2 separate regions of the Homo sapiens genome follow, and region 2 is linked to region 1. The links are chromatin loops, found by intact Hi-C in ENCODE. Cell type or tissue: heart left ventricle. All regions are shown on one strand. Each heading gives the region's core, and the rest is flanking DNA. Links, peaks and the distances in the headings are about the cores only.

Region 1 (2,909 bases), core at 194-2,693:
CGGCCTCCCAAAGTGCTGGGATTACAGGTGTGAGCCACCGCGTCCACTTGTTATTTTTGATTTTTTTTCCCCCAGACTCTTACCAGTGCCTAGAATGAGACACATAGTCCTTCCCTTGGAGGGCCCAGCGAGCTGTGAAGTGGATAGAAGACTGGCCCTTGGTGTCCCTAACCCTACCCCTAAGGCCTTTGGCTAAGCTGGCCCAGAATAATTAAAGATGTGAACAGAGATTAAGCTCCAGGTGGGCACAGCAGCTCCTGCCTGTTATCCCAGAACTAAGGGAGGCCGAGGCAGGAGGATCGCTTGAGTGCAGGAGTTCAAGAGAGCTGCTGGTTTTAAATGTGGCACTTCCTACACTCATTTTCTCTTGTGCTGTCTCTCTCCTGCCGCCACGTAAGACGTGCTTGCTTTCCCTTCGCCGTCTGCCATGACTGCAAGTTTCCTGAGGCCTCCCCAGCCATGCAGAACTGTGAGTCAATTAAACTTCTTTCCTTTATAAATGACCCAGTCTCGGGTAGTATCTTTACAGCAGTGTCAGAACAGACTGGTACACAGCCCATGTGCATCCCTGTGTAAAGCCTGGCCCCAAGGAGTTCTCTTGAACTCCTGCACTCAAGCCTTTGCCCAACTCCTCCCTCAGCTCAGAAATCTTTGTCTCAAACTAAGTGCTCTGCAGCTTCACTAATCCCTTCTCCTTCTGGAATCTTCCTGATGCCCTCAGCTACATCAGGTCCTCTTCCTTCCTGCAGCCATAGCCCCCTTGTTATCCCATTGACATCTAGGCATTCCAGAACCATCTAGGCATTTGTGTTTCTGCCTCAACAGACTGCACCTCCTTTAAGGGACTTTGCCTTTTTCCTTCATGGTTCTAGCACACCACCCCGTCCCTGATACATTGCAGTAAATACACAAGGAAGGAAGGAAGGCTGGCAGGCATGGAGGGTACACACAGTACTGCATTTTGTTGAAACAAGGCCTAAAGACTGCAGGTGCAGGTGGAAAAATTTCAAGTCTCATGATAGACACCACGAGGGCAATCGCATCTATCAAAGGCGGTGAGTCAGCCCTGGAGAAATCCAATTAAACATCCGTCATTCGAGTGATACTGCTTTGCATTCTGCTATCAATACCGTTTCTATTCTGAGCTGGCTCAGCATCTGGGCTCTCTTGTGCCTTCCACTCTCAGTCACCTGCTGCGAGTTCCTGCCACTGTGTGGCGTCCTCTCCCCCAAATCCACCCTCTCCACTCCCAAGTCCATCCCTCCTCTCAAGCTGATGCCAACAAAAGCTGATTTGTATCCAGCCCAATCTCATTGAATCCTCATCATCTGTAGGGTGGTATTCTTATTCTCCACTTTACAGAACTCTCAGAGAGGTTAAGTAAATCGCCCGAGATCAGACAGCTTGCAAGATTTGAAAGAAGACAGTCTAACTCCAGAGCCCTGACAATTGCCACTACAACAGACTGCCTACGCATGTCACCCAGATATACCAGGCTGTCATCTTCTGTTCCCATACCCCCTTACTTTATCCCGTTCTTTCAGTCAGGAGCCTTCTAAAATGCTTTCAGGCCGGGCGCGGTGGCTCATGCCTGTAATCCCAGCACTTTGGGAGGCTGAGGCAGGCAGATCACTTGAGCTCAGGAGTTTGAGATCAGCCTGGGCAATACGGTGAAACCCCGTCTCTACTTAAAAAAAAAAAAAAAAATTAGCCAGGCATGGTGGTGGGCACCTGTAGTCCCAGCAACTTGCGGGGCTGAGGTGGGAGGATCGCTTGAACCTGGGAGGCAGAGGTTGCAGTGAGCTGAGATTGTGCCACTGCACTCTGGCCTGGGTGACAGAGTGAGACTTTCACCAGTGGCAGTTCCAAGGAGTGGGCTTTCTTAGGGATGGCAGGGAATGGTTTCAGTCCCACCTCGTAATTTCCATTAGCCTTCAAACCACCTCAACATTTAAAAAGTGCTTTTGGGCCGGGCGCGGTGGCTCACACCTGTAATCCCAGCACTTCGGGAGGCCGAGGCGGGGTGGATCACGAGGTCAGGAGATAGAGACCATCCTGGCTAACACAGTGAAACCCTGTCTCTACTAAAAAACACAAAAAATGGTGGTAGGTGCTTGTAGTCCCAGCTACTCGGGAAGCTGAGGCAGGAGCATGGCGTGAACCCGGGAGGTGGAGCTTGCAGTGAGCCGAGATGGCACCACTGCACTCCAGCCTGGGCGACAGAGCAAGACTGCATCTCAAAAAAAAAAACGTGCTTTTGAAATGGGAAATATCAGGTAGGATAGAAGCAATAAGAGAAAATGAAATAAAGAAATGGGAAATAGACATTTTTCCCAATTTTGTGGAAAGTGTAAGAAAAAAACTTGATAGAAACTATGCAATTTTAATTAATTTGTACGACACAAATCTCACTAAAAACCATGGACTCCCTACTGCGAAGGCAGCTCTAAGGTAAGTCCCCTGATTGTTTCATGTGACCAACTGGCTGGCCCTAAGCCCCTCCTGTTTAGGAATTTTTTTTTTTTTTTTTAGACAATGTCTCACTCTGTCGCCAGGATGGAGTGCAGTGGCGTGATCTCAGCTCACTGCAACCTCCGCCTCCTGGGTTCAAGGAATTCTCCTGCCTCAGCCTCCTGAGTAGCTGGGACTACAGGCGCCCGCCACCACGCCCAGCTAATATTTGTATTTTTAGTAGAGACAGGGTTTCACCACGTTGGCCAGGATGGACTCCATCTCTTGACCTAGTGATCCGCCTGCCTCTGCCTCCCAAAGTGCTGGGATTACAGGCGTGAGCCACCGCACCCGGCCCTGTTTAAGAATTTTAAAGCAATCACTCCATTTTTTTTTTTTTTTTTTTTGAGATAGAATCTTGCTTGCTCTGTTGCCCAGGCTGGAATGCAGTGGTGTGA
Region 2 (2,909 bases), core at 130-2,629, 56 kb after region 1:
TTATCACAATCACTGTCTCTATCCTCACCATAATCACTATCACTATCATAATCATCACCACTATCACCATTATCTTTACCATCACCATCACCACTATCACTATCACCACCATCACTGTCATTATCACCATCACTAGCACATCACTGTCATCGTCACCATTATCACTATCACCATTATCACCATCATTACTATCCCCACCATCACCATCACCATCATCACGATCACTGTCATCATCACCATCACCACCATCATTACCACCCCTTTCATCATCACCATCACCACTATCACCACCACCACCACCATCAACATCACTATCATCATCATTGCCACCACCACCATCACCACCATCAACAAAAGAAAAAGCAGCCAAACTCAGAATTCCACATCAGCTGGAACTAGGGTTGGGGAAGCACAGAGGACATTAGCCCATGGGAATTCTTTGCCCCAACTTCACCTCCCTCCCAGAACTCCCTTGGCTGGGAATATCCCACCTCATACACCATCCCATTCTGTGCCCTCTTGGAAGATGAGAAGCACCAAAGGTCTTGTGTCCCACCTGCAATGTCCACAAATACTAATATTAGGCTTAGAGAAGAGAAATGAGAAGAGTGATATTAAGATAATAAAAGTAGGCCAGGCGCGGTGGCTCACGCCTGTAATCCCAGCACTTCGGGAGGCCGAGGTGGGCAGATCACGAGGTCAGGAGATTGAAACCATCCTGGCTAACATGGTGAAACCCCACCTCTACTAAAAAATACAAAAAATTAGCCAGGCGTGGTGGCAGATGCCTGTAGTCCCAGCTACTTGGGAGGCTGAGGCAGGAGAATGGTGTGAACCCGGGAGGCGGAGCTTGTAGTGAGCCAAGATCATGCCACTGCACTCCAGCCTGGGTGACAGAGCGAGACTCTGTCTCAAAAAACAAAAAACAAAAAACTTAGCTGGGCATGGTGGTGCACGCCTACAGTCCCAGCTACTTGGGAGGCTGAGGCAGGAGAATCGCTTGAACCCAGGAGGTGGAGATCACGCCACTGCACTCCAGCCTGGCAACAGGCAACAGAGCGAAACTCCGTCTCAAACAACAACAATAATAATAATAATAATAAAAGTAAATTAGGCCGGGCGTGATGGCTCACACCTGTAATCCCAGCACTTTGGAAGGCCGAGGTAGGCGGATCACTTGAGGTCAGGAGTTCGAGACCAGCTTGGCCAACGTGGTGAAACCCCACCTTTACTAAAAATACAAAAATTAGCCAGGGGTGGTGGCGCATGCCTGTAATCCCAGCTACTCTGGAGGCTGAGGCACAAGAATCACTTAAACCCGGGAGGCAGAGATTGCAGTGAGCTGAGATCGAGCCACTGCACTCCAGCCTGGGCAACAGAGCAAGACTCCTTCTCAAAAAAAAAAAAAAAAAAAAAAAAGATAAAAAAAAGGAAATTTACCAACATTTCTTGAGCCTTTTAAAACTTTTTTAAGGCTCCAATAAGATCATTAAGTCCTTTCTGGAATAAGGAGAGGTAGTAATAAACAAATTCTTTGTTGCTTTCAAATCAGTTTATGCGTTACTCAAGAAAAGCAGTTAAAATAACTTTACATTAAATTTCATTTGATCAACCACTTTATTCAAACACCTTGGCCCAGAATGACTTTGGTTATTCCAAAAAGCAAACTCCGTCTAAGGCAAAGTTTTATCACATTAAGGATATTCACAAGACTTTGCCACAGATTGGGACTGCAGTTCCCAGGTGGGACTTCCAGAAAGATTGCATTTGAATTACGTGTGTGTTATTTCCAGGGTGAGACTTTGAAAGAGATGACACAAGAGTTCCGGCAAATTATTTAACAAATTGTAATGTCATTTTACATTACTCAGTGTCCTCTCCCCAACACTTCAAAGTGACCTTCAATGAATCACCAAACCATGCTGTCATATTTCTTCCAATGACAAGCAGAAGGGCTCCGATTGCTTTCTAAGGCCCTTTGGGACCATATGAGAGAATAAAGTATATACTTCCTAATTCAAAGCAAATCATTAGGGCTGTGGAATTAAAATTGTGGAAATTGATAAACCTATAATAACAACAATTGCCCGGTTAAAATTGCATAAACAACAAATCTTTTTCGGCACTTCTGTAGGTTCATTCTGTTACTCAAGGTCCATTTGTTCTGAAATATCCCCCATCCCTGCAATCTCAGAATGAGTTCATGAAAACAGACAATTATAAATCTATCCTGAGCTATGATTCATGCATCTTAACCGACTCCCTAATTCTTCCAATTTACAAACCAATTCAGAAGTCAGTCAAGGGCCCAGGTCACGCAAGGATGGTTAGAGGAGCAGATGGAGCTGCTTAAAACCATGTGCTTGGCGGGGTTAAAATGATGAGAATCCAGAGGAAAATAAATTGGGCCTGTCTAAAGTAATATTTCAGTTTTTAAAAACTGCTTAGCCTGAAAATCATGTGCCTCATTTAATTCCCTGCAGGCTGGAAATTTGACAGGAGAGATAAATTGCACCAGGAACATTATTTTCATTCAGAAAGGTAAGCCCAAGAAATAGGGTGGGATATATCCTCATCTGAATGAGGGTGGTCTGCGGAGGGGGGACGCAGGGAAGAGCAGCCAGGGGAAAAACAGGATGTGTGCAGGCGTGAACGGGTCCAGTTCAATGTGAAGTCAGAGGGAGAGTCAGATCATGGCAGAAGAAGGAAGGAAGCAAATCTGGAAGCATTCATGTCGGACTGAAAATCCACACCAGAAGGGAGATGTGGCTCTAAACAGGGATCTCAAGCACAAAGGCAAAGCATCAGTACTGGAAATCCTTAGGGGATTTAAAAAAAGATTAAAATGCATACTCTGTTCAGATTTCCTTGTTTTTCCGCCAATGTTCTTTTTCCATTCCAGGATCCCA

The links. A loop is a pair of places that touch in the nucleus more often than their neighbours do. Peaks named below come from ENCODE experiments on the same cell type or tissue, not always from the same donor. Only the 100,000 strongest peaks of a DNase experiment are listed, where the experiment ranks them.
Region 2: a loop joins it to region 1, with 4 times the contacts of the local background. A loop is called at or near these places in 10 of 110 quality-filtered maps.

The regions. Positions count from the first base shown.
Region 1 is chr16:15,549,298-15,552,206 of GRCh38, reverse strand. All of the region lies in intron 2 of MPV17L-BMERB1 (MPV17L-BMERB1 readthrough), which reads right to left. The region is part of intron 2 of BMERB1 (bMERB domain containing 1); the gene reads right to left. Among named protein-coding and RNA genes, the nearest start is that of MIR6506, 60 kb to the left of the region's middle. In heart left ventricle, for the core only: a CTCF peak has its summit at 1,209; a DNase peak (open chromatin) is centred at 1,198.
Region 2 is chr16:15,493,388-15,496,296 of GRCh38, reverse strand. The region is part of intron 1 of MPV17L-BMERB1 (MPV17L-BMERB1 readthrough); the gene reads right to left. All of the region lies in intron 1 of BMERB1 (bMERB domain containing 1), which reads right to left. Among named protein-coding and RNA genes, the nearest start is that of BMERB1, 60 kb to the right of the region's middle. RefSeq lists an enhancer at 1,556-2,755. In heart left ventricle, for the core only: no CTCF peak of the experiment used is centred there; no DNase peak of the experiment used is centred there; H3K27ac peaks cover 756 bases.